Regions from separate parts of the Homo sapiens genome. Here region 1 is linked to region 2. Evidence: read pairs that join two places in POLR2A ChIA-PET (ENCODE). Cell type or tissue: OCI-LY7. All regions are shown on one strand. Each heading gives the region's core, and the rest is flanking DNA. Links, peaks and the distances in the headings are about the cores only. Region 1 holds the start of TRL-AAG1-2 (tRNA-Leu (anticodon AAG) 1-2). Region 2 holds the start of BTNL9 (butyrophilin like 9).

The links. Peaks named below come from ENCODE experiments on the same cell type or tissue, not always from the same donor. Only the 100,000 strongest peaks of a DNase experiment are listed, where the experiment ranks them.
Region 1: POLR2A ChIA-PET joins it to region 2 with 5 read pairs; 5 of 35 experiments call an interaction of 5 or more read pairs at or near these places.

What each region holds. Positions count from the first base shown.
Region 1 is chr5:181,098,534-181,115,134 of GRCh38, forward strand. It overlaps TRL-AAG1-2 (tRNA-Leu (anticodon AAG) 1-2), which reads left to right and starts at 3,307; the gene lies at 3,307-3,388. TRV-CAC1-3 (tRNA-Val (anticodon CAC) 1-3) reads right to left here and starts at 3,792; the gene lies at 3,720-3,792. It also overlaps the pseudogene FOXO1B and the pseudogene LOC729707. RefSeq lists enhancers at 5,828-6,329, 6,330-6,829. In OCI-LY7, for the core only: no CTCF peak of the experiment used is centred there; no DNase peak of the experiment used is centred there.
Region 2 is chr5:181,035,340-181,046,318 of GRCh38, forward strand. It overlaps BTNL9 (butyrophilin like 9), which reads left to right and starts at 4,927. Exons shown (of 11, transcript NM_152547.5): 1 at 4,927-5,093; 2 at 10,128-10,259. The coding sequence starts at 10,151. It overlaps MIR8089 (microRNA 8089), which reads right to left and starts at 8,145; the gene lies at 8,064-8,145. RefSeq lists silencers at 821-1,199, 10,543-10,979 and an enhancer at 1,444-2,370. In OCI-LY7, for the core only: CTCF peaks have their summits at 8,095 (motif pointing right) and 8,294; DNase peaks (open chromatin) are centred at 8,122 and 8,912; H3K4me3 peaks cover 1,197 bases; H3K27ac peaks cover 1,303 bases.

The DNA of each region.
Region 1 (16,601 bases), core at 5,444-7,943, 62 kb after region 2:
GAGGGGAGGGGAGGGCAGGCGAGGGGAGGGGTGGGGAGGGGAGGGGAGGGCAGGCGAGGGGAGGGGTGGGGAGGGGAGGGGAGGGCAGGGGAGGGGTGGGGAGGGGAGGGGAGGGCAGGCGAGGGGAGGGGTGGGGAGGGGAGGGCAGGGGAGGGGTAGGGAGGGGAGGGGTGGGGAGGGGAGGGGAGGGCAGGCGAGGGGAGGGGAGGGCAGGCGAGGGGAGGGCAGGCGAGGGGAGGGGACTCTCAGTTCCTGTTGTCAGACAATCTGAAGTTGTTTTTTTTTTCTTTGAGACGGAGTCTTGCTTTGTTTCCAGGCTGGAGTGCAGTGGTGCCATCTGGGCTCACTGCAATCTCCGCCTCCCACGTTCAAGCGATTCTTCTGCCTCAGCCTCCAGAGTACCCGCGATTACAGGCACGTGCCACCACACCCAGGCAATTTCTGTATTTTTTGTAGAGACAGGGTTTCACCACGTTGGTCAGGTTGGTCCCGATCTCCTGACCTCGTGATCCGCCCACCTCAGCCTCCCAAAGTGCTGGGATTACAGGCGGGAGACACTGTGCCCAGCCGATGAAGTACTTTTAAGTGTAGCGGGCTCACCAGTTCTCAGCCTGACACGCAGCTATGTGTCCTTGTCTTGACACTGTGTGAGGAGCTTTGGCTGGGCAAAACATTGCCAAGGTGAAAAATCCAGCGTGTCTCCATCCATGAGGTCATTCCAAATGAAGATTTGGATTCCATGTCACAGTCCAAGGGCTCAGTGAGCATGCCGTCCAAGTCACTTGGAAGCCTCTCCTGGTGGAGAAGGTCCATTCTGCCATAACCACTGCAGCTGCTCACCGAGGAGTAGCCCCCCAGGGCACTCATCTGCATGGGGTGGGGCAGAGGCACTTGCAAAGGTGTCTTCACTGGGGTCAGTTGGTTCACACCTGAGGTGTGGGGCTTGGTGTTTTCCGTGTGAGACAGGGCACGGCCGTAAGCTGCATATGTCTGCTGAGCATGCCCAGGGTGGATATGGGAGCTGGGATGCCTCATTTTGTATCCAGATGCCTGGCTGCCATAGGTTGACATGGCTGAATTAAGGCCCATCATGGTATTCTGGCCCAGAAACCGACTGTTGGATTGGGCTACTCCAGGATCAGCTGGTGTCATAATGTCATTATGGGGAGGAGAGTCAGAAGTCAGCATCTCCTCCAGGAGTCCCGCTACACAGTTACACGGACTCACAGCTCCGTAACTTGATTTGTGCTCCTGGAGTGTTTGCATCTGGGGCAAAGGGCTCATGTTGGACTGGCCCTACGTCTGTTTTTTGCAGTTTGGCTGGGCGAATTCAGACTGGTGTTTGGTGGCACAAAGGAGTAGCTGGCGTCTGCTGCATCATGGTGCCAGGTGAGGACTGGGTGGACACAGTTAATGATGTTGGTGAGGAGATAAGACTGAGATCACTCAGAAAGCTTTCCACGTTTCAGGATTGCTTGTCTCAGACTGGGTGGAGTAGGGGCATCTTTGCCGCAGATGGCGGGTACCCCACAGAATGTGCGTCCCCATCTCCAAGATAGTCTCCTTTGACTATAATGGGTGAAAGTCTCCCAGTAACAGTACTAGCATTTGAGCTAGTTCCAGGGCGAAATGCACTCCAGCTATTAAAGTCATCATTGCTGTGAGAGCCAGGGCTTGCAGGCCATCTGGAAAACTGGGGTCCAGGGCTGTCCCCGGCACCCCCCTGGCTAGACTGCAGGATGCTTTTTTCGTGGCAGCTTGACTTAGGCTCCGAGCGCATTTGCTGCTGCTGTCCATGGATGCAGCTCTTGTCCTAAGAGATCTCCCACCCTTGCCGCCCTCTGGATCCAGCGTCCACCGAGCACTTTTTCCAGTTCCTTCATTCTGCGCGCGAGTCAGCTTGCTGTGTAGGGACAGAAGATGACGAAGTGAATTCCTGCAGCCCGCCGAGCTGTTGCTGTCGCCCTGGGAGCAGGGCACGCTCTTGACCATCCACTCGCAGATCTGCGACAGCGCGAGCCGCTTCTCCGCCGAGCTCTCGTCGGCCCTGGTGCTGAGGTCGGCGTGGGACAGGCTGCGCGACGCGGTGCGACGGGACGAGCTGCCCCTGCGCTGCTGCCCGGCGGAGGCGGGGTCCCGGGTGGGTGCTGCGGCGCGGCGTCCCGGCGTCCGCAAAAGTCCTCGCTGTCCTGCAGCAGGCTCGGGTTGCTCATGAAGTCGGCGCTGACGGGCGGGACTGGAGGTGGCCGCGTGGGACCCGCGACTGGAAATCCGGGTGCACCTCCGCCCCCCGGGGCGCTTCGGCCTTGGGGTCCCGTCCCCTCCCCTCCCCTCCCCACCCCTCCCCTGCCCTCCCCTCCCCTCCCCACCCCTCCCCTGCCCTCCCCTCCCCACCCCTCCCCACCCCTCCCCTGCCCACCCCTCCCCACCCCTCCCCACCCCTCCCCTGCCCTCCCCTCCCCTCGCCACCCCTCCCCTGCCCTCCCCTCCCCTCGCCACCCCTCCCCACCCCTCCCCTGCCCTCCCCTCCCCACCCCTCCCCTGCCCTCCCTTGCCCTCCCCTCCCCTCTTATCCTTCCCCCAGCCGCGGGCGAGGCGAGAAGCGGGAGAGCAAAGCACGGGGCGTAGGGGGAGGGGGAGAAGAGCTGGCGGAGATTCGGGGGAAGGAGGTCGGTTCCGCGGGAGACAGAAAGAAACTGGGAGCCAGGCGGGGGCGGTGGAAGCGCGAGCCCAGAACTGAGCCCGGCGGGGCCGTGCACGGCGAGGCTGCTCGGGGTCCCTGCGCGGACTGGACGGCGGGCAGGAGCCCCGGGCCGGGGCGGATCCGGGCAGAGCGGGCGCCAAGCTCCAGGGGACGGGGCTGGGGACCGCAGGACGGACGGACCCCGCGGGCCGCGGCCTCCCCGGAGTCGCGCCCTGTGCGCTGCTGCCTGTGGAGTGCGGCGCGGCGGCTGCAGGACTAGGCGGCCCCGAGCGGACCGGGTCTGCCCTGGTTTATTTATTTTTATCTTTCTTTAAAGAGTGCAGAAGGCTTCCCCTCCTCTCACGCCGCCTCCCCAAAGAGGGCCAATGTGGGTGACTTTCTGAGTGGCCCCCAAAGCAAATCCCGAGACCTGCGCTTCGCGAACCTTCTCTGCCGGGGCGCTGGTGGAGCCGTTTCCCAGCCGGGGCCTCTGGCCCAGCGAATCCTGCTGGAAGGCGGTGGTTCTGCGATGCCCTGTGGATTCGCCTCGACGCCTTGTTGGCCCGGGGACCCTGGGGATGTTTTATAAGGAAGGAAAAGATGTAGGTGAAGCCCAGAAGGAGGGTAGCGTGGCCGAGCGGTCTAAGGCGCTGGATTAAGGCTCCAGTCTCTTCGGAGGCGTGGGTTCGAATCCCACCGCTGCCAGCTTGTTGTGATTCCTCCATTTTTGTCCCTTCATGGGTTACAAAAGGAGGAAGTCGCCTTGGGCCCCACGCTTTCCCGGCATCGGGAATTCCATTTGGCATTGTGCATCCATCCACTGGACGGGCTTTGTGGGGAGTTCGTCATGCTGGTGTCAACAGCAAGTGAGGTGGGTTCCGTTCTTCCCAGATGCCAATGATTGCGGCGGAAAGGCAACGGTATAAATACCCTTGATAGCCTTTTCTCCTTAAGTGGGTGGAGATATTGGTGGGATGTTCTAGGCTAGTCTTCGGTGTAATAAATTTGAAGCAGTTAAGTGAAAAGTAGAAGGAACTGTTTCCGCCCGGTTTCGAACCGGGGACCTTTCGCGTGTGAGGCGAACGTGATAACCACTACACTACGGAAACCGGCTTGATGCTTTTCTGCCATCATAATTAGTCACGACACACGGCGGTATTTTATTTCTCATAAGAGTTCTGAGCTTCTTCCGTGGGTCCCTTTGAGCTTGGTAATGGGTATGAGCGCACAAGAATACAGAGTCCAGTGCAACCATTTAAAAGGGGAGGGTTGCAGAGTCAGAGAGTAGCTCAGAGACACAGCACAGCTGAGTGAATGTGGACGTTCACTTGAACACAAACACACAGAAACCAATTAGTTGGCTGATTTTCTCGAATACACACACATAGAAACCAATTAGTCGGCTGATTTTCTCGAATACACACATAGAAACCAATTAGTTGGCTGATTTTCTTGAATACACACACAGAAACCAATTAGTTGGCTGATTTTGTTGAATACAGGTGAATGTAGGGTTTATACAAGAAAAAGAGGAGAAAGGAGAGAAGCACCACAGCTCCTCTTGAAACAGTGAGTCTTTTTTTCTCCTGTAGGTAAGTTGCTTGGCTAGAGTTTGCCACAAGCATATGTCTGGGCACTGCCCTGAATGGGCTGGCTGAGCTCACTGGGAAACTATTTAATTATGTATAGTTTCCCCCAAAAAACTTAAGTCTGCAATGCTTGCAAAGTGCAGGTTGTGTCTGCACCGTTTTTTATCATTATAATTCTTCAGAAATTAACATAACCTTTCAATTTTCACTAAAGTGTACAACCAAAGCAACAGAACAGAATTCAGCATTCTTTTATTTCTCAAAAACAAAGCAATTTCCAATTGTTTAAGGGTAGTAATATAGTTTGTATTTATGTCCTCGTCAAAATTTACGTTGAAATGTAATTCCCAATATTGGAGGTGGGGCCTGGTGGGAGGTTATTGGATCATGAGGATGGATTTCTCATGAATGGTTTAGCACCACGGCCTTGGTGCTGTCCTCCCTATTATGAGTTCTCCCCTGATAAGGTTTTAAAAAGTGTGTGGCACCCCCCGCCTTCTTGCTCCCACCTTCGCCATGTGATGTGCCTGCTCCCTCTTTGCCTTCTGCCGTGATTGGAAGCTTCCTGAAGCCTCGCCAGAAGCAGAAGCTGGCGGTATGCTTCCTGCACAGCCTGCAGAGCCATGAGCCAATTAAGCCTCTTTTCTTATCAATTACCCAGCCTCAGGTATTTCTTTTCTTTTCTTTTCTTTCTTTTTTTGAGACGGAGTCTCGCACTGTCATCCAGGCCAGAGTGCAGTGGGGTGATCTCGGCTCACTGCAAGCTCCGCCTCCCGGGTTCACGCCATTCTCCTGCCTCAGCCTCCCGAGTAGCTGGGACTACAGGCGCCCGCCACCGCGCCCTAATTTTTTGTATTTTTAGTAGAGACGGGGTTTCACCATGTTGGTCAGGCTGGTCTCGATCTCCTGACCTCGTGATCCGCCCGCCTCGGCCTCCCAAAGTGCTGGGATTACAGGCGTGAGCCCCCGCGCCCGGCCGGGATTATCGTGTTCTTGCGGCTGAGTGGTGCTCTGCTGCGCATCCACCTCGGTGCCTCCGCCCACTCCTGCACCGACGGCCGCTGCCTTTGCTCGCAGATCTGGGCTATTGTGAACAGCGCTGCGGTAAACGTGGCGGCACAGACATCTCTCGGGCAAACCGAGGATGCGATACGGATACTTCCTCCGTCATTTCCACTCCCCTTTCTCCAGGCCCTGAAGCTCCGTCTCCACGCCCGAACTCGTGGCCTCCCATTCCCCAGGCAGCTTCTCCCGAATGTCCCCTCTCAGAAACCGGTGCCAGCGCGTCCCCGCTGTGCCACCCCCAAGCCCACTGCCAACCCCGCACAGTTCCGCGTCCGCCGTCTCCTCTCCCTGCGGTCGCTGCCACACCCTCTCGTCCGGTCTCCCATGCCCCCTTATGCTACCGCGTCGGGCATGAAAACTTCCTTTTCTTTCTTCTCCTTCTTTCCTTCCTTTTGAGACAGGGTCTTGCTCTGTCTCCGCCGCTGGAGTGCAGTCACAGCTCCCTGCAGCATCAACCTCCTGGACCTAAGCAGTCCTCCCACCTCAGCCTCTGGAGTAGCTGCGCCTGGGGACAAAGGTTCCTGGCCTCAGCGCACTCTCAGATTCACAGGGAGACAGAACTGAGACTGAGAGCTGGTTCCTCTCCCTCTCTCGTGGGGATACAGTGAGAAGGCAGCTGGGCAGAAATCAGGAAGAGGATCCTTACCAAGAACTCCAGTGTGCTGCACCCTGATCTAGACTTCCAGCCTGCAAAACTGTGAGAAATCAATGTTCGTTGAGCAGCCTGGCATATGGTATTGTGTTACAGCAACCCGAACCAAGACAAAGGTTCTCAGCTGGGGAGACAGAAACTCATCTGGAGCCTGCACTCCCCCTGGGGAGGGGAAGATGCCTGTCGACCTGGACAGAGGGCCTTGGACAGAGGCAGCCCTGGGCTGAGTTGGCCCTTGCTTGCCGCTTCTGCTCGGGGGCACTGGGACAGGATCCCGGAAGGTTCCAGAATGCATGTCAAGCAAGCAGCAGCCCCTGTGGAGTTTGGGGTAACATGCACAGAGGAAGAAATGGCGGAAAAGCAGCATCAGGATGGCTTTAGGGCGGGGAGCTGCTGGAAGGTGGCAGACAGAGTGAGCAGGGGCAGGAGATGGGCCAGCGAGGCACCCGCTGACATGGAAGTGCCGTCATGCACTGCACAGCAACCTTCCAGGCAAGGAGGGACACGTGCATGACAGTGGTCCCATGACTATGATGGAGCTGAAGAATTCCTATGGCCTAGGGATGTCATAGCCGTGGTACTGTCGTAGCACAGACATCACTCGTGGGAGCGATGGGCTATGCCACCCAGCCTAGGGGTAAATGAGGTGCACCTTCCAAGAGCCACCTAATCACCATTTCCCAGAATGCATCCTTGTTGTTAAGGGGCCCGTGACTGTATGTCTTGGGAAGCAACACGTGACTGTTGTCCCGCCCTGCACTGACTGCCCAGCGAGCACTCAGAATGCATTAGATATGGGGTGGACAGAGGAGGAGGACAGCACCAGAACCCAGACAGCAACCGCCCTTGGAATCACCATTTCCTGAACCAGGGGACCTCCCCAGCCACCCACACCAAAGCCTAAACTCTCATACCTCCTCTCTCTAAAGCAGGGGTCTGCAAGCTTTCTCTGCAAGGGCCACGTATGGAATCTTTTCAGTTTTGTCGGAAGTACCCACGTCTGCCCTTTTGGTGCCAAAGCCAGTAAAGGTGACACATAACGAGAGGGAGGCGCTGTGTGCCAATGGGACGTGTGTGCCAATGGGACTTGACTCAGACACCAACATTCAAATTTCATCTAATTTCCACATGTCATGAAATATTATTCTTTTAATTTTTTCAACCAGTAAAAAGTGTAAAAAATGTTCTTAGCTCACTGGGCGGTAGAAAAATAGATTGCAGGCTGGGTTTGGCTTGAGGGTAGTTTGCTGACCAAGGGAAAGGGAAAAAAACCAAACTTGCTCTAACCCACCTCTCTCCCTCCAGTCCCATGCAGTCAGTCCCACTTCCCTTTTTTTTTTTTTTTGTAACCACAAAATTATCTTCACCATTAATTTTTCTTGCTTTTGACTTGGTTTTCTATTACACAGGTAACTCTATTCTCTCCAATGAAACTACACCATTACCATGTGCTCAATTCCCAAACACATTTGAGTCTCTTTATTGCTTCAGTTCCACTCCATTGATCTTCTTGGTTCTTCCTGCACCAGGACCAAAGTTATTACAGTTAGTAATACATGGAGGCTTATCTTTGTGCAGATTTCTTTGTACTGGGATTTTCAGAAGACTTTCCTAGCCCTGGAAGGCTGGTGTAAAAGAAAGGTTTCTTTCATGTCTATAATTCCTCCCAAACTGCCCTCTAGCAGGTGAGCCCCTTGTGCTCCCACAAGCAGGGTGCTAGGCCGCCAATTCCTTACCCTTGGTGGGTTCTATAAATCATTGCAACATTGGCAATTGGCTAAGCAAGAAATGTCTTACTATTGTTTTAACTGAGTGTATTTTTTATACATTCACTTATTTTATTCTGGAATTGCCTGTTCATATCCTTTGCTATTTTCCCTCATGGAGGTTTTAATGGTTTAACCAATTTTTAGAAGTTCTTTACATGTGTTTAATATATAAATATAAATATTTACTTATTCCAGACATTTGTTATATTTTATATGTAATGTGTGTATTATCTCCTAATCTGTTATATGTGTTGCAAATATTTTCACTGAGGTTGTCCCTTAATTTTTCTTTTTTTTTTGAGACAGGGTCTCGCTCTGTCACCCAGGCTGGAGTGCAGTGCTGTGATCTCAGCTCATTACAACCTCTGTCTCCCAGGTTCAAGAGATTCTCCTGCCTCAGCCTCCTGAGTAGCTGGGATCACAGGTGCACACCACCACGCCTCGCAAATTTTTGTGTTTTTAGTAGAGATGGGTTTTGCCATATTGGCTGGCTGGTCTTGAACTCCTGACCTCAAGTGATCTGCCCACCTTGGCCTCCCAAAGTGCTGGTATTACAGGTGTGAGCCACTGCACCTGGCCATCCCTTAATTTTTAACAGTGATAAAGTTAAACTGTAACACTTGGTTCGTCACTGTCTCCTGCCCTTAGACTGTAAGCTTATGACCACAGGGACCTGGCCTGTCTGCTCACCACTGCGCCCCTAGAGCCTGTCTGGCTTTCATCATGGCTGCCACAAAAGCCGCAGGCTGTGACTGAGTTTTAGATGGGTCACTTGGTGCAATTTCACAGGAATGTCCAGTGATGAACAAGACCATGCAAGGAACCAGGCAGGGGCAGCAGATCCGTCACTCCTTTCTTAGGATTCCTTGGGTGTTGCTTCCAGGGCACCCCTGCTGTGCCCGCCTCCTTGGGTGTCTGTAGGAGCTCCGCCTCCTTTCTGTCTCTTTTCAAAGCTGCAGCCCACCCTTCTGAGAGGACACAGCCTCTTCAGTGCTCTGGACAAGTCTATGGGACTTCACTGAGTAAGGAGAGGTTGTGGTTTATTATTAGAGATGGGGTCTTGCCGCATTGCCCAGGCTGTACCCTAACTCCCGGGCTCAAGCAGTAGCTGGGAATACAGGCATGCGCCACCCCACCCCACTGGCTTTTTTGCACGTCATTTTGAACAACTGATCATTAATGAGTAACAGATAAGGGATATCAAAAGCAGCGAACATATAATACTTCCCGAAGCTTAGGAACTACTGATGCCCTACAGCCAAAGACCACCAGGGACGTACAAGCAGCCTCCAGCCAAAGACCACCAGGGACGCACAGGCAGTTGAACAAGTACAGATTATCGCTCATTGCAGTGAAGGAGAACACACACTTCAGGGAATTGTGGGTGTCTCCCGGGAAGACGGTCTTAGAAGGTATTAATAGGATTTGGACTTTAGCTGGGCATTTGCGGGCAGGGTCTGAGTTTGCTTTAAACTGGATGCTGTTAGAAAGTGAGGGCGGTTCCATGACTGGGTGTCTCGATAAATGATATCTAACCTATGAGAAGGGAAGACTAGAGGGAAGATAAAGCTGTAATTGGCAAAGACGTAACAGCCACAGGTTTCGGCTGGGAGTGGGTGTTTGCTGCTTTGTGGGTGGTGCAGTCAACTTGCTCCCATCTGTGCTTAGATATGGTGATGAAGTGGCCTGGCTTGGTCTCCTTTCATCTTTGTCTCCAAGCTCTGTCTGGGGCTGGCGTTCTGTGGGGCTGCTTATGTCCAGCAGGAGAACAGCATGCTGCGGCTGTGAGCGCCACGCCAGCTTCCAAATGTCAGGGCTGCTCTTTAAAAACTTATTTTTTTCAGAAGTTGTTGTGGCCCCTGGTTGATCCCTGTGACCTTGTGTCCTGGCTTTCGTAGTATAGCCTCAATGCAAAATATTTTCCTTATGTTCCATTGGCCAGAATGCATGTGCTGGCATTTGGATCTGAAAATTTACATCCTATAAAAAAAAAAATCCTGATGCTTGTTAGTGCTAGCTGCTCCTTATCTAAGCACCTGCTACACGCCAGGCATTCACCGTGAACTTCCAAACTCTAATCTTAACTAAAACCCCATGTGGTAGGCTTCATTATCCTTGTACCCTTGATGGAGACATTTAACTTGCCTGCAGTCACACAGCTAAGAGGTGACATAAATACAAGTGGGATTCAGGTGCAGGTGTCCTGACTCCAAAACTCAACTGCCTTCCACCAGCTACATGATCTCTTCTGAGTTTGAGCCCCAAAGACTTCATTGTAGGCTGATATTTTGCAAGTTTCTCAACTGCCAGATGGGGTCCCAACAACCCCCTTCACCCCTCTCCCAGAAGACCCCGTCTGGGTGGAGCACTAGGTGCCTCCCGAGCCCATCAGAGGAGGCTGATTTGAGGGGGTGGTTTGCAGCCCTGAGGCCCTCCAGACCCTGGGAGACAGGCTTGCCCTGGAGGAAGCCGCCCTTTCCAAGCGCTCAGTAGGCCCACCCAGTTCCGCACGCTCCTTCACAATCTCCATGCACTTGGCCCTCAGTCCAGACCTAGAAAGAAGATTCTATGATCAGCTCATTTGCAGATGAGGAAACCAGGCAGGGTAGGAAGTGGGAGGGTCCCACCAGACAGACCCTCAGGTACTAGTGCCCCTACCCCCAGGCACCCCTCGTGGCCACGCCCACCTGCCTCTGCGGGACAGTGTCCATACTTAACCCTAGCAATCCTGAATTACTGTGCCCTGGGCTGGCAGGTGCCAACTCCTAGACTCTTCGTGGTCATTGCACGGTAGGTTCTGTTGTCTTGTTTACTGGTGAAAACACCGAGGCTCCTCGGGTGTGCTGGGGCTGACCTGGACGCATGCTCTGGTCTGGCTCTAACGACCCACAGTGGGAACCTCATGCAGACAACGCCCCAGCACCTTGACTTGCATGATGCCCACTGGAAACTCACGCCTGACCCTTAGGTTGGGCTCCCAGCAGATGACTCTGAAGCAGAGACTTGGTTTTTTCATTTTGTTTGTTTGTGTTTTTTGGAAGGGTTTTGCTCTGTTGTCCAGACTGGAATGCAGCGGCTCGATCACAGGTCACTGCAGCCTCCTCCTCCTAGACTCAAGCGATCCTCCCACCTCAGCCCTCCGAGTAGCTGAGACTATAGGCACACACCACCAGGCCATGCTAATTTTTTTTCTGTGTTTTTTTTCCTGTTGTTGTTTTGTAAGTAAGGGGTTTTGTCACGTTGTGCAGGCTGGTCTTGAACTCCTGGGCTCAAGCGATTCACCTGCCTTGGCCCCTCAAAGTTGTGGGATTCAAGGGCCATCGTGCCCGGCCTTGAAGCAGAGCTTCATGTGCAGGAAGGTTTTGGGGGAGTGCTGTTGGGATCAGCATCTTCAAGGGAGGGAGGGAGGCGTGACTGGGCAGAGGGAGGAGCTGAGCGGCAAGACAGTTACCACTGAGGCCTCAGCCCACCCCAGGGCTGCTGGGAGGGGCCTGCAGGAACGTCCAGTGGAGGTGAGGCTGAGGTGGGAGGGCCTGGCCTTTGTGCCCCTGTTCCAATCAGTCTTTGGGTCCTGGCTGCTTCCAGGGAGGAGGCGTGGCCCTGGGTGAGGCATTTCCCTTCCCCCAGGGCAATGCCTACAGAGGGGTTCAGTGCAGGCTGTGCTCCCAATCGAGGGGTGCGTCTGGTCTGGGTGGAGGGATCTGCATGGGGCATCGCAGCATCCACCCCACTATGGTCACCAAAGACCCGTGCAAGAACCTTCCCAGCAGCACTGTTCTATTGCATAGACATCCAAACTGGAAACTTCCCCAGTGTCCATCAGTGGAGAATGGACAAACAAGGTGTGATGCTGACAATAGTAAACTTCCACCTGAGCCTTGAGCTCCTGGGAAACGGCGACTATTAAGAAATCCTCCACCCTCTCAAGCAGTTTGAAAATTTTTCGAGGAACTTAGAACTACCCTTTGACCCAGCAATCTCATTACTGGGTTTACATCCAAAAGAAATAATTGTTTCACCAAAAAGACACCTGGCGCTTGTATTTTCATCGCAGTGCTGTTCACAATAGCGAAGCCACGGTGCCCGTCCACGGTGGATTGCATAAAGAAAGTGTGGTACATAGACACCATGGGATATGACACAACCATCAAAAAGAACGAAATCATGTCCTTTGCAGCAACGTGGATGCAGTGGAAGCCGTCATTCTAAGTGAGTTAAGGAAGGAACAGAAAATCAAATACTGCATGTTCTCACCTGTAAGTGGGAGCTAAACACTGGGTAGTCATGGACGTAAAGATGGCAACAAGGGATGCTGGGGACTCCTAGCGGGGAGGGAGGAAGGGAGAGGGTAGGGTTGCAAAGCTATAGGGTGCTATGCTCAGCACCTGGGTGAGGGGATCGTTCATACCCCAAACCTCAGCACCACACAATATACCCAGGTAACAAACCTGCAGATATACCCCTTGAATCCGAAATAAAAGTTGAAATTATTAAAAAGAAAATAGAAGAAATGCCCCACCCTCCTGTAGGCCTTTCCCCTGCCACATGGATAAGGCAGGATGGTGAACCCCTGTTGACCAACGATGAGGCCAGATCCAGACCCTCCAAATTCCCGATCTTCAACTCATGAGTGACTAGCTGAACTGTTTGTCCGCACTGACCAATCTGGATAAAATGCCTGTTGACTTGTCCATACTTTAGTCAGGCTTCCTGGTTCCCCACAGGCTGTGACCTTGGCCCACCTTGAGCAGCATGGGAACCCCTCTAACAGCCCCTCCTCAGAATCTCAGTTTCAGGAGAACACTCCCCGGTGCACTGTCCCATCTGTCACTGCTCATCCCGCCCCACCTGCCGCGGTCTTTCTAGCCTTGCTGACGCCTCCCTGCAAATGTGAAGCCCTTTCTGTAGCCTGGGACAGGGGTTCTTGCTGTCAAAGGATGGACCTCCTACTGCAACAGCCCCCTCCCTACTGCAGGGGGCTCTCCTCAGGCTGGAGTGCAGTGTTGCCATCTCAGCTCACTACAGCCTTGACCTCCTAGGCTCAAACAATTCTCCTGCCTCAGCCTCCCCAGTAGCTGAGACCACAGCTGCTTGCCACCACACCTGGCTAATTTTTGTATTTTTCATAGAGACCGGGGTCTCCCCATGTTGCCCAGGTGGGTCTTGAACTCCTGGGCTCAAGTGATCCACTTGCCTCAGCCTCCCAAAGTGCTGGGATTACAGGCATGAGCCACACACCTGGCTGAGAGTGTGTTAAGATACTTAAAATCTCAGGCCAGGCGCGGTGGCTCACGCCTAAAATCCCAGCATTTTGGGAGGTCCAGGCCAGAGGATCCCTTGAGGCCAGGATTTCAAGACTCACCCGGGAAACAAGAGGAAAACCTAGTCTCCACAAAAAATAAAAGAAAAACTTAGCCACAGCGGCAGTGAGCTATGATTGTGACACTGCACTCCAGCCTGAGCCACAGAGGAGAACCTGTCTCAAAAAAATAAAACATAAATAAAAACGCCTATCTCTGGGCTCCCCCTCAGAGTCTGTTTGCTAGGTCTGGGCTGGGGTCCAGGAATTTCCATTTCTAACAAGTTCCCAGGAGATGCTGCTGCTGCGTGCAGAACCTCAGCCCCAGGGGAAGGTAGCTTTCTGTGACTTGCTGTTTACTACTTGTTAAAATTCACTGAGACATTGGATGATAAGGTGTAGCCCTGTGGGGTTGAGATCTAAATGATTCTTGTTGTGTATAAAAGATAGCCCAGCAGCTACAGGTTTATTGCCTTGGAATTTATTAACCTGTTTTGTATCAAACTTAGCATTTGTATCCATCCTTCTTCCTCCCTGAGTGCATAACCCCACTTCTCTAACTCCCCGTGACTCAGACTCGCCATCCTGACAATTCCCTCATCAATGAGCTATACGCCTTTGCGTGTGTTTGCTGTATAAGTACATGACATATTGATGAGATACACAGTATGTATATGTGTTGTTAATGTTTCAAAGATTATGCTTTCATGGCAGAAACATCTATATATATGCTCCAAGACATGTATGGTTGTTCCTTACATCACCATAGTATAGGAAACCTGGAAGGAAACAATTCAAATGTGATCACTAGGGGTGTGGGTACACAGCACATGGTCTATCCACGTTATACACTCAAAAATAGTGAAGTGTGGGCCTCTAGGCATGGCAGAGGGCAGAAGCTGGCAAATCTGTTCCCACACCCAAAAGTATAAAATGGGACAAAATTGTCAAGAGCGATCATTTCAGAGCTCTCAAAATTGACCAAAGGCAAATCATCAAATGGAGAAACATATACTCATAATAAAAAGCTGCCAGAACTTCTAGTTAGAACAGCAGGACTTTGCAGCCTTCTTGCCTGGAGCTGCTGTCATTCTGGCACCCTGCCCTGATATCCTAGGCTGGGCCGGCCTTGAAAACCAGTAGTCTCACCCGCAAAGGGGGCTGATTTAATTTGGAACTGGGAAAAAAACTCAGACCTGCTGATGAGACGGGATTGTTCCCTTGATTTTGACCCCCTTCATGGGTGGGTACTGGAGAGGCTCGTTTCACTCAGCCTGCTGGGTGGCGGGTCGGGGGGTGGGGAACACTGCGTCTATGAAAACATTTTAAAAATTGCCATGTATGGTGGCTCCCACTTGTGGTCCCAGCTACTTGGGAGGCTGAGGTGGGAGGAACATTGAGCCCAGGAGTTTAAGGTTGCGGTGAGCTGTGAGTCCACCACTGAATTCCAGCCTGGGCAACAGAGTGAAGCCTTCTCTCAAAAAAAAAAAAAAAAAAAAAAAAAAAAATTGCATCGTGTGAATATACTGATATGGGAGGTAGAAAGAAATTATTTAGGCAGATAGTGAGGGCAAAAGAGTCCTTGGCAGAATTTCCCTTCTAACAAAAAGCAGCCTCCAAAATCATTTCTTTTCTAACAAAAAGCAGCCTGAAAAATAGAGCTTGAAACATAGAGATAAGCCAGCTGGAAGCCTGCACAGGGGAACGCTGGCAGCCGTGCCAGTAGAAAAGGGCCAGACATGTCCCACACGGAGGCTCCATCCTCCCTTTTTTGGTTACCACATGTACAGTAATAAAGAAATGGGCAACACGCTGTTCTTCTTGTTATCCTTCCGTGGCTACTGTAAAGCATTTAGAGACAGTAACAAGGAGGGAGCACGTTCTTCCACCTGGGCAACACGCTGCTCTTCTTGTTATCCTTCCGTGGCTACTGTAAAGCATTTAGGGACAGTAACAAGGAGGGAGCACGTTCTTCCACCTGGGCAACACGCTGCTCTTCTTGTTATCCTTCCGTGGCTACTGTAAAGCATTTAGGGACAGTAACAAGGAGGGAGCACGTTCTTCCACCTGGGCAACACGCTGTTCTTCTTGTTATCCTTCCGTGGCTACTGTAAAGCATTTAGGGACAGTAACAAGGAGGGAGCACGTTCTTCCACCTGGGCAACACGCTGTTCTTCTTGTTATCCTTCCGTGGCTACTGTGAAGCATTTAGGGACAGTAACAAGGAGGGAGCACGTTCTTCCACCTGGGCAACACGCTGTTCTTCTTGTTATCCTTCCCTGGCTACTGTAAAGCATTTAGAGAGAGTAACAAGGAGGGAGCACGTTCTTCCACCTGGGCAACACGCTGTTCTTCTTGCTATCCTTCCGTGGCTATTGTAAAGCATTTAGAGACAGTAACAAGGAGGGAGCACGTTCTTCCACCTGGGCAACACGCTGTTCTTCTTGCTATCCTTCCGTGGCTATTGTAAAGCATTTAGAGACAGTAATAAGGAGGCAGCACGTTCTTCCACCTTCTGGGTGCTGCTGAGCATCTTTCTGGGAGCAGTGGCCATGCTGTGCAAAGAGAAAGGGATCACCGTGCTGGGTTGGAACGTGGTGTTTGACATCTTGGTGAGAGGCAAATTCAATGTTCTGGAAATTGTCCAGAAGGTACCACATAAGGACAAGTCATGAGAGAATCTTGGCATGCTCAGGAACCGGGACTCCTCTTCAGAATGACCCTGCTCGCCTCCGGAGGGGCTGGGATGCTCTCCGTGCGCTGGAGGATCATAGGCCCGGGCCCGCCGGCCTTCACCGAGGAGGACAACTGGGCCTCCTTTGCTGACCGCGTGCTGGCGAGGGCCATAAACGACAATTACTCCTATTCATTGAATGCCTGGCTGCTGCTGCTGCGTCCCTGGTGGCTGTGTTTTGATTGGTCAGTGGGCTGCAGCCCCCTCATGAAGTCCCTCAGCGACTGGAGGGTAACTGCATTTGCAGCGCTCTGGTTCCGCCCAGTTGGCCTCATACGCCAAGCCCTGTGCTCTGCAGACGGCCACCAGAGAAGGATCCTTACTCTGCGCCTGGGATTGCTCGTTATCCCGTTTCTCCCCGCAAGTAACCTGTTCTTCCGAGCGGGCTTCGTGGTCCCGAGCGTGGGGTGCTGTGTGATGCTGCTTTTTGGATTCGGAGCCTGCGCAAACACACCGAGAAAAAGAAGCTCATCGCTGCCGTGGTGCTGGGAATCCTACTCAGCAAGATGCTGAGAGGCTGAGATGCGCGGTGCGCGGCGGCGAGTGGCGGAGCGAGGGGCGGTTTTCAGAGGCGCTGTGTCTGTGTGTCCCCTCAGTGCTGAGGTTCGCTGCAACATCGGCAGAAACCTGGCTGCTAAAGGCAACCAGACGGGCGCCATCAGATACCACCGGGAAGCTGTAAGCTTAAATCCCAAGTATGTTCATGCCGTGAATAATCTTGCAAATGTCTTAAAAGAAAGGAATGAGCTACAGGAAGCTGAGGAGCTGCTGTCTTTGGCTGTTCAAATGCAGCCAGACTTTGCTGCTGCG
Region 2 (10,979 bases), core at 6,956-9,455:
CCAGCCTGGGTGACAGAGCAAGGCCCTGTCTCAAAAAAGAAAAAAATTATTTGCAACTCTACTGGGCAAAAGTCTACAAGTTAATTATGCAAATTCACTAAATCTGGGGTTTTTAAGTAATGGCAAACAGTAATCAAAGTACACTTCCATAAGTAATCTGTGGCTGGGCCAGTGCCCACATGACACTGAAAGGACATGTTACCTACCTTTTTGCCTTATTTGGAAATTTAACATAATTTTTTTCTTCAAAAGTTCTCCTCCTGTTAAAGCAAACAGTATTATTTGTTCCCTAAAGGTGCCTGGAGAGAGTGTGGATGAAACAGGAGAACCCACCGTCTGCCGGGGACAGCAGGTTTGAATAACCAAGAGCACCCTCTTTAAGAAACGACCTGGTTATTTGTTTTTAATTTGTAATGGAGACAAGGTTTCACTGTGTTGCCCAGGCTGGTCTAGAACTTCTGGGCTCTCGAACTCCTGGACACAAACAAGACCCTTGTTTCAGCTTCTCAAAGTGCTGTGATTACAGGCGTGAGCCACCACGCTCAGCTCCCCCTAGTTTATTATTATTATTATTACCACCTGTTTATGCAACTCAAACCCTGTCAAACTGCGTTTTGGCTGGCTCTCTGAAAAGGTGTAATATAAGGGCACCAACCCACTTCCCTCCTACAAATGGTCGGGACTCAGATGAGCACTGTTTTCACAGGGTCTCCTCCATAACCAATGGTCGGGACTCAGATGAGCGCTGTTCTCACGGGGTCTCCTCCATAACCAATGCTCACTCTACCTGGCGTAAGCCCGCAGCTGGAGCTCCTTATTCTACCCACTTCTGTGTGTCAGGAGAAGGTGCTGGCTACTTCTTGCAGTGAAGGAATTCCTCCGAGCTAGGGATGCTCCGTGCTGATCCCTTTGGGCAGCACCACTCAAGTCACCCTCGAAAATGGCTTGCCTTGGCGAGGTCAGGCTGTTTGGGAGTAGAGGGTGTGTGTGGCTCCTGCAGCCCCCACAATCTCAGGAGCCAAAGATGAGCACCTGTGGCTGTGAGGGCAGCAGTGGGCCTCTCCTATCTCCCAGTGCCTGTGCACGTCTCTATCTGTGTGACAAAGCACAATGGGGGGCACTGTGCCAGCTGACAGGCACAAGAATGTCAGTGTGAGCTCCCTGGAGAACGGAACAGGAGAAAATGAAAATGCAGTAAGGAAGCTCAAGGGCCATGTTGTGGGCTGCCGGGGAAGGTGGATGGGGGATCGTCAGAAAAGGAGGAATTCACTACTTGCGAGGCTGGCATGACTTTGCTTCTATCTCCACTGGTAGCCCACGCTGGGCGTGAGAATAGCCTTTGCCCTGGGGATGAGGATTCTCCCATTAGCCCCTCCAGAATTCCCTCAGACGACCTCATGGTGAGGGCTGCTGTGCACCACGGAAGCTATATAATGGGGCATGTTCTCCGCTGTCCAAGTGATGGCTCCATGCTGGCCTGGCTAGCCCCTAGCCTTTCCTACCCCACACGTGCCAATCACCTCCCTCCACGTGATGGCCGCTGCCATCACAGGGGCTGCAGCAGGGAGGCCTGGCTGGGGCTGCATACTTCACGGAGCCAGTAAGAGCTCTGCCCCTTCTGAGATGGGGCGGGAGCTCCCCGGGTACCGCTGCAGTCACCCAAACTGTGACTGCAGACCCAGGCCTCCTGCTGTACAGATCAGGCAGGATCCCAACCCTCCTGTGTGGGTCTACAGCCACCCAAACTGCAGCTGTGGATCCAAGCCTCCCTGAGCTCCTGGGTGGGAGCCAGGGGCAGGCAGGATCTGCCCTTCTGCGTGCAGCTGCAGCCACCCAACCCACAGCTGCAGACCTCAGCCTCCTGCTCCACGGAGGAGGCAGGAGCCAGGACAAGCAGGAGCCCTGCCCCTTCCGAATTGATGGGGCAGGAGCTCCCCGGGTGCAGCTTCGGCCACCCTCCCAGGAGCAGGACCCCGGCATCTGTGCATTCTGCACCTCCAGGGCCTGGGAAGAACCACCCTGTACCCAGCCCCCCAACCCCCATCCCTGCAGGCTCAGGGCTGTCTGCTTCCCACTGCCTGGCCTCTCTCTGCTCCCACTCTCAGAGCGGGGTTGGGGCCTAGCCAGGGACCATAAATGGCAGTGGGAGGCAGACAGAGTCCCTGGAGGGAGAAGGCGGGTCCCCAGTAAGGCCCCGCCTTCAGGCCAGGGAGGGCCTGAAGGCCTGGCTGCCAGTCCCTCTGACTGGAGTGGGGACTTGTGGTGTCTCCCTCTGGCTGCCCATGGACCAATCAGCATGCACTTCCTCCCCTCTGAGGTGCATAAAAGCCTGAGGCTCAGCCAGAGCAGGGCAGAGGATGGAGAAACGATGGGATGGCCAGCTGCAGAGAGGAGCTACCCTCTCTGCTGAGAGCTTCAGAGACCTGCAGAGGTGTTCAGAACAACTTGCCTGTGGAGAGGAGCCACTCTCTCCAGGGACTTCTGTCTGCTGAGAGCAGCAGGTGGCAGGAGGACCAGTGGGCAGAGAGGAGCTACCCTCTCAAGGGCCTTCTCTGCTGAGAGCTGAACACTCAGTGGGAGGGGAGGACTTACCTACAGAGAGGAGCTCACTGCAGATCACCTCTGAGCTGTTCTAGCATTCAATAAAGCTTCTCTGCATCTTCTTCACCCTTCACTTGTCTGTGTACCTCATGACCTCATTCTTCCTGGAGGCAGGACAAGAACTCAGGTGCCACAGAGGTTTCTGGGAAGAAAATTGACACCCAAAAATCCCACACAAGGACAGATGAGGGTCCATTCTCTCCAGTGGCACCTATAGTCCGCCAGGGGTTCAGCACCTACCTTCATTTTGGATCTGAGCCTTTATGCATTTACTGGGTCTTGGAATGGGAGGTTCGGCTGGCAGGGACAGCCGCTGTCTACATCTTTCCTACTGCATGATGCGCCTGATATGCAGGCGGTGGTGGCAGGTGGGGTCCCCCTCCCACATCCCACCAGGGCTGTGTCTAGGAGCCACAGAAGTGGACTCTGCCCATTTCTCTCTCTCTTTGCATTTCTGCTGTGACAATCTCACCTCTCCCCAGGCAGCATGGAGGAATCCAACCTAAGGGCAATGAAAAGTTTAGGCCATGTTCTCGTTTTCGAGCAGCCCCTCTCTACAAGTGCAATTTTCCTTCTCTTTCACTTCCCTATGTGGCATGCAAGGGCCTCTGCAATGTGGTCCCATCCACTTCTGTTCAACCTTCCCTTCCACTAGTGAGCCACACACTGGTCTGGCTAACCCCTAGCCTTTTCCTACCTCCCACATGCTAATCACCTCCCTCCACGAAGAATGTCTGTCCTCGCAGGCTCTGTCCTCCCGGGCTGCCCATGGCTTCCCTGATCCTACTGTTTATGCAGCATCCATCTTAAGTATACCCTGTCCTTGAGCCCTCCTCTGTCTCCCCAGGCCCGGGGAACTGCACCCACTGTTTGAGCTCACTGTTCAGCCCCTTTTGCTGTCCTAGGGACATCTGTTCACATTAATAAGCCTGGGTGCCCAGTCTCACCAGCCTGTCTGAGCACAGACAGTCACCTCCAGGTCCATGCCTGAAGCTTGCTGGCTCCCGTCTCCCACCCATGTAGCGCCCTGTCACCTGCAGAGGCCCCTCTACAAACACAGGCACTTCTGGGAGTCCCTGGGGTGTGCTACTGAGGCAGAAAATTTAAAAATACATATGCCTTCATTCACTCCAAGAAAAGTAACAGGCAAGGCAAGGGTTAAAAAGTAAAGGACAAGTTTTCCTCTGCCTATAGCAAGCCCACTGCAAGGACAGTTATAACAGTGTCCAGAAAGCCAAGGCCAAAGGAATGGGCTCCAGATACCCGCCGCCCCACTTCCAGAGCAAGGTTGAAGGAAAAAGAGAGAAAGACAAATTCTTTTACTGTTACTGTTTTCCCAGGCTTCTTAAGCATGATTGTGTTTTACAAATGTCTGTACTTAGCCAGTTCTTGTTTTTCTTTCAATGCAGCTACAAAGTCACCCGCTGTGCAAGGCCACAAGTTATGCTATGCTATAGATTATGTGACCTATCATGATTAGCTGCTTTTGTTTTATTTATTGTAAGTCCACTTACAAAAACCCCGCTCTGTCTTTGTTTAATGCTCAGCTTTTTGGATGTGAGTCCACTGAGCCGGTGTGTACCTAAAATAAACAATCCTCCTGTTCTTCACATCGGTCTCTCCGGTCCTCAGTTTCCCACAACACTGCATGTGCTTGAGCTGCTCGTGCCTCAGCTCTGGCCTGTTCCCTGGAGGGGACGTCAGTGTGGGCTGCAGCTGGGTGGCTGGTGCCTCAGTCCGCTAATGCCCAAGTTGCACCATGGCCTACAGTAAGATGGGGTGGGCTGGGCTGGGGTAGTGCTTGCTGCTTCTTTTCTGACCTCTTCTCCACTAGAGAAATCCCAATCCAGCACCCTCCTGCATTTCTAAGTTGCACGTGAACAGGTTTTGCAGGTTGCCTCACGACAATGCCCCCAGGATTTGTTCCTTACTGACCTTGTCCTGAGGAGAAGGTTATGGTGGGTTAAAAATTGGTCATCAGCCCCTTCCTCGTGGTTAGTTAGTGGAGACTGCAGTCTACTCTCTTTCACTGTTCGGGGACTGCTACCCTGCCTCCTTGGAGTCCGAGCTTCACTGGCACAAAGACCCTGAACCCAGCTGGAGCGTTTTCTCCTCACTTTGAGCCTCTGCAGCTGTCGCTCTCTACAAAGCTCTCAGATACCTTTCCCCTCCTTCTGTGACCCTGGAGAGATATTTTACATGGGAATTCAAGATTTTTCTCAGAGACAGGATGTGACGACTTCCTTGTTTTGTTCTATCCATCTTGGTTTCCATAGCCAAGGGCAGAGCAAACGGCATATATCTTAGGGTGGAAGATGGATAAATAATTCTGTCACACGTGCCCTGGCCTCTGGAGCTCAGCTGCCAGTCCACGTCTAGGGAATCTTAGCATCTGGGACCAAGACACTTTACAGCAATCATCACCCTTTGCAGAGGAGGTGAGCTCACCAGGACTCATCTGCCATTTCAGACCTTTTGCTGCTACCTGCCAGGTAAGTGGCTCATTCTCAACAGCTGCCTACACCTCCATCTTTCAGAAACGGCAATCAGAAAATGAAGGTGGGAGGCTTTGGGAAGGCGTACAATTAGTGGCACCATTTTATTATCCGAGCTTGGCCGCAGCATGGGATGTTTCGAGTGTGGCCAAGAGGAGATGTCCACGCCCGTTTAGGTGGGCCGCATCTCAGGAGGCAGGATCCTGATACATCCCATTGCCCCCACCAGACGAAAAAGATTTCAAGCCTCATTGCGGTTCCCTTCTTGGGGCAGTCCATCTTCCTTAGAGACTAAGAGGGTGGAAATCCTCTTGTGGACCTATCGAAATCAAACCAGCGCAGGCAGTGAGCACTAGCTGGGGTCTGCCGGGGGGAAGGGCATTGCAGGGGGTGTCGGGGAGGCCCGTGGGAGAGGGCCAAGGCCCCACTGACACCTGCGGACTTGCAGCTTGGGGAGTGGAGGACAGGAGACAGGCAAAATTCACCAGTTACACAGCTTACAGAAGTAGCAAAGCAAAGACTATACTTCAGGGATAATTTCTGTACTTTGTTACTAGAGAAGTTTTCCACTCTGGGACCCCACAGTCTCCGCAGACATATGCAGAGCAAAAAATACTTCCTGTGTTTGGGAGAGCAAGAGACATGGCATTTATTAATAACATGGATTTTCCTGCCAGGTTTCATAACGTGGTCATTTAAGTGTGAAATGTAGTCTTAAAATTATGTTAGAGAATCCCCAAGGTTTTGCTCTGCCCCCATGGAAACACTGGGATCGCTCAGGACGCCAACAGCTGCATAGCAGGCGAGGGACTCCTGTGGGAGGACGTGGCCTGTGGACACTGCCAGGTTCGGAGATGTCCTTGGGAGATTTACTATTTGTCAGGAAGATAGTGTTAAGTTCAGGCAAATAATTATATGTGTGGACAGAATCTGAAATTCACCAATAGAGTAAGTAAGAGTGAGAGATTGTGAATGTGTAATACAAATGGAAAAGCAGGTTTTATTTTGTTAAGTTATTCACCAGGGAACCAACTGAAGTTCCTTCTAATCCTCTTTTTCTCCATTCTTGCTTTGCTGAAAGTTGGAGAAAAGGACATGTGTAGAGAAAATGGGATGCTTCAGGGTGGCTCAGAGGACACCAATCCATAGTGATTCGCCTGAGTTTGTCAGGTGGAAGCAGTGATTTTTAAGAGTCACTGATTAAAAACAAACAGTCCTAAGTGTATTAGGGAGATGCCATTTATTTGTGAATCAAAAACTTTTCTCAGTCTCTTAAATTATGGTTTTCCTGTAATAAGAATGATTTATATTTTTAGTGAAAAGTTGTTTTCCTTTCAAATACAGACTTTTTAAAAAGACTTAGTTTGAGTAAGTACCTTTTCATTTGATGCTTTTCTTGTGCCTAACCTTAGGAAATCCAGAATAGTATTTGACAGAAATTATGTTTTCAACTTGCCTTTGACATCTGTCCCACTGCATTTTGCTTTAAAATTCTTTATTTAACAATAAATTATCTAAAAAAATAACAGTAGCAAAGCAAAAAGTACTCATCTTTAAAGACAGACTCGACGGAGGGACCGGAAATCAGAAAAACATCAGGGTTGTTTAGGAATTGCAGGTGCAGGAGGAGAGAACAGGAGTGGGGCGGGCTGGGGGCAATGAGAGAGCAAGAAGAAAAGAAAAATAAAAAGAGAAGGAGAAGAAAGAAATGGGCTTTTGCTGGGTGCAGGCAGTGACATTTCTCAGGACCCCTTATTTCTCCCTGTGCCTTCCGGAGGGAGCAGCCCAAGGCTCCTGGGAGGACAAGCAGCACGTGCCCGCCGGCAGAGCTCAGCTCCAGCTGGAGGACCCCTTTGTGGTCCTTGCGCACACTGGGTTTTCCTTCTTCCCCAAATATCCGACGCGTCCAGTCCCTTACTCCTTCCCCAGGCAAAACCTCCTCACCAGGAACAACCTGAAATCAATTTACACTGTAATCAAAATAGCAGAGGGTGGAAAGTGTTTCCTTCGAGGAGGGGACTTACGCTTCAAGTAAGGATTGAGCACCCTGGATCCTTAACTGAAGAGTGAGGTCAGAAAGGGCGGACGCACAGCAGCAAACGGGGAGGAGGGTGCTGTCCAGGAGCCGCTGACTTTTCCCTTCAGGAAGCTGCCAGACCATCTCTCTCTGCTAAAGGCTTTCAAGATGATACCCTTGAGTGTTGGGAGCAAAGGGACCAGGTACCTGTTCCTCCTGGCTCAGAAGATGCTCTTGACAAAGTCTTAGGGAGACCTCAGCTTTAAGTTGTTTTATCTGGCAGCGGGATTTTAAATTTTGTATTCATTAGTTGGCTGGTTGGCTGGTTTTGTGGCTGGCACCGTGTGAGCCGGTCGCTTCTTCAGTGCCTCTGTGTGATGGCAGGTTAGGGTGAGTGTTTGGTCTGTGGCCAGCTGGTTCCTGAGACGGTCATGGTTTTGGGTAACAGGAGTGACGGAAGGGTGTACCCAGACACACGACGTAGCTGGTGAGGAATCTGAATTCGAGAAGTGCAGAGCGAGGCTCTGGAACCAGACAGTGGGTGGAACCCCACCCCACCACTCACCCACTGTGTGCAGGAGCAAGTCACTCAGCTCCTGGGCCTCCGTTTCCTTATCTATAATTTGGACCTATTAGTAATAATAATAATAAAAATAATAATACTGAGGTATAGATAAGTGTTTGATAGATAGGAAGTACCCAATGCATGTTAGTTTTATTACTGTCAGCACGTGTGTGTGTGTGTATGTGTCTGTGTGTGTGCATCTGTGTGTGTGTCTATGTGTGTGTCTGTGTGTGTGTGCATGGGTGTGTCTGTGTGTGTGTGCATGTGTGTGTGTCTGTGTGTGTGTGTGTGTGTCTACAATCCTCCTCCCCTGAAGATTCCATGATGGGAATCACACGGGTGTATCACAACAGAGAACTGAGGTCCCTCTAGCACTTCCACGGTTCTGGAACATCCTGCCCCAATCCCCTGTCCCCAGGAGGTGGCAGCCTGCCCCCAGTCCAGGGAAATTGGAGTGAGTGCTCCTTCTGTGAGAAGGCCAGCTGTGGGACCTGTCTCGCGCCCCATTACCACCTTATGAGCAGACCTGTGTCACAACCTAACACAACCTCGACTAATTCCCCAGAACCCAACCCATCTGAATGGATGCATAAACACACCCTGAGCCCCTCTTGGTTTTGGAAGTTACTAGCTGAACACTGACGTGCCCCTCCTGGTTTTGCTGTCATGGAGCTCTAACCTGTGTCTAGAATCCAGAAGAAAAGACTGAAGTATAAAGGAAAAGAGAAGGGAACAGAAGAGAGGGTGAGAAGGTGCACAACCAGTGTAGACCCCTTTGCTGGAACCCTTCCTTGCCAGCTTCCCCACCTGTCGCAGAGAGGCTTCCACCAGTAGCCACAGAGGGTGAGAGTCTGGACTGTCCAGCCAGGGCCTGGACCCTGCCCGAGGCCTCTGCCCATGCTGGTTATTGTGTGAATCGTGTTCCAATAACTGAGAGGTGTCAACACGGCCCCGCTTCGGGGGGACCCCACCTCCTGTCCTTGAACCTTCTTGAAACACACCTGGAGCTGTCCCAACCTGTCCTCTGTTTGTCCCCTCAATTTTAGCTCTAGGAGACAGGGCCATCAGCCCATGCGCCTCACAGGCCACCCCTCTTCCCTTGTATTCCTGCCTGTCTGGGTGCCTCCTAGCCTAAGGGTCCCTGGGGAGCCTCTACCACCTCATTAACTCACCCTGCACACCTCCTCTGATCCTTCTGCCTCTGCATGGCCCAGCAGCTTTGAAAGTCCTTCCTTCACACCTGCTGATGGTGTTGCTGACAGTGTGGCCAGTGCCCTGTGGCCACAGGACACCGGAAACACCTGCCATGCCAAGGTCTCGGAAGAAAAGCCAAGCCGTGGGGGCCGACGGGGAGACAGAGAGGGTTGGAGAGAGGAGCCCACCGTGGCCTTCCAACAAGGGCACTGTGATGAAGTGAAAGGCAAGGGGTGCAGTCCCAGGACGAAGACAGTGCGTGGGCGTTGGGAAGGCAGGGGGAAGGGAGGTGCTGACTTTGATTTCAAGAGCTCCTAGCAACCCATGGGAGTGGGCATTGGTTTCTTCCATGGTTCAGGCAGAGATTTCGGTCCAGCCAATGACAGAATCTGCCTAAAATCTTGCAGAACTAAATGCAAGAGAAATATGGAGAGTTTTGTGTATCTCCAGAGACTCATTGGCAGCAGCACACTCTCTGGCCGTGAGTCATTAGTGGGTCCCAAGGGAGCAGAGCATCAGGAGTGAGGGGGTAGCCCTTGTCTGGGCCAGGTCTGGGCCTCCTGGGTCATAGATGAGGAAGGGGTGGCTAGATGGGATGACTCCATCACTGTAGCCCCGAAGATGCTATCGACACAGAGACAGTTACCAGCTGGCCTCCTGAAGGCACAACTTGAGGTCCCAGGCCTGGAGGAGAGTGTCCTAGGATGTCGTTGGGGCTGGCAGGCAGCCACCTGCATGCACTCCACTTCTGAGAGAGCAGAACTCTGTGTTTGTTCCTCTGTTTTGCGGACTCGATGTTCCAGACCAAAGGGAAGTGGGACGAAGGTTGGGTTGGTGGTGGTGAGGCAGGAAGAATGAAAATGCATCTGAGATCTTCAGAGATTGCCCTTTGTTTGAGGAAAGTCGCTAAGCCCAGAAAAGGGGGGGCGCTGAGCCCCCACACATTGTGTGGCTCTATTCCTGGCTCTAAACAATAAGCAGCACAGAAGCTGCTTCCTCTGGGATCCTTCAGCCTCGTCCCCTTGCAGCTCTGTGAACCTGGGCAAGGCCACGGATGCCATTAACAGTGTCCCCTGGGAAAATTAGAAGCAGCTCTCCCCTCTGGCCATGGAAGAAGCCAAGCGCTGAGGCTTGTAAGGAATTTGAGAACTAGACAAAAATAACTGAGGCCACAACAGACTTCAGGTCTGATGGAGTGAGTTCCAGCTCCCCCTACCTTTGCACGTCGCTCCAGCACCCCTTTGTCCCTCTCCAGGTGGCCCCCACTGCTGACGAGAGATGGTGGACCTCTCAGTCTCCCCAGACTCCTTGAAGCCAGTATCGCTGACCAGCAGTCTTGTCTTCCTCATGCACCTCCTCCTCCTTCAGCCTGGGGAGCCGAGCTCAGGTATTGTGTCTGCAGCCTAGCTGGCCAGGATGTGAACGCCACCCCTCCTGCCAGGTGCTCCCCAGGGCTACGATCTTAGCACAGTACCAGGGCGTGCCAGACGCTAAAATACAAAAAAGACTTCCATCCTGGTTGTTAAAGAGCCACTACCCCGAGCATTACCCAGCCTGTAGTGATGTTCCTCCACCATCTCCCCAGCCCCCGACACCTCCTCCACCATCTCTCCAGCCCTCAACACCTCCTCCACCATCTCCCCAGCCTGTAGTGTTCCTCCACCATCTCCCCAGCCCCCGACACCTCCTCCACCATCTCCCCAGCCCCCAACACCTCCTCCACCATCTCCCCAGCCTCCAACACCTCCTCCACCATCTCCCCAGCCTCCAACACCTCCTCCACCATCTCCCCAGCCCCCAACACCTCCTCCACCATCTCCCCAGCCTGTAGTGTTCCTCCACCATCTCCCCAGCCCCCAACACCTCCTCCACCATCTCCCCAGCCCCCAACACCTCCTCCACCATCTCCCCAGCCCCCAACACCTCCTCCACCATCTCCCCAGCCTCCAACACCTCCTCCACCATCTCCCCAGCCCCCAACACCTCCTCCACCATCTCCCCAGCCCCCAACACCTCCTCCACCATCTCCCCAGCCTGTAGTGTTCCTCCACCATCTCTCCAGCCCCCAACACCTCCTCCACCATCTCCCCAGCCTGTAGTGTTCCTC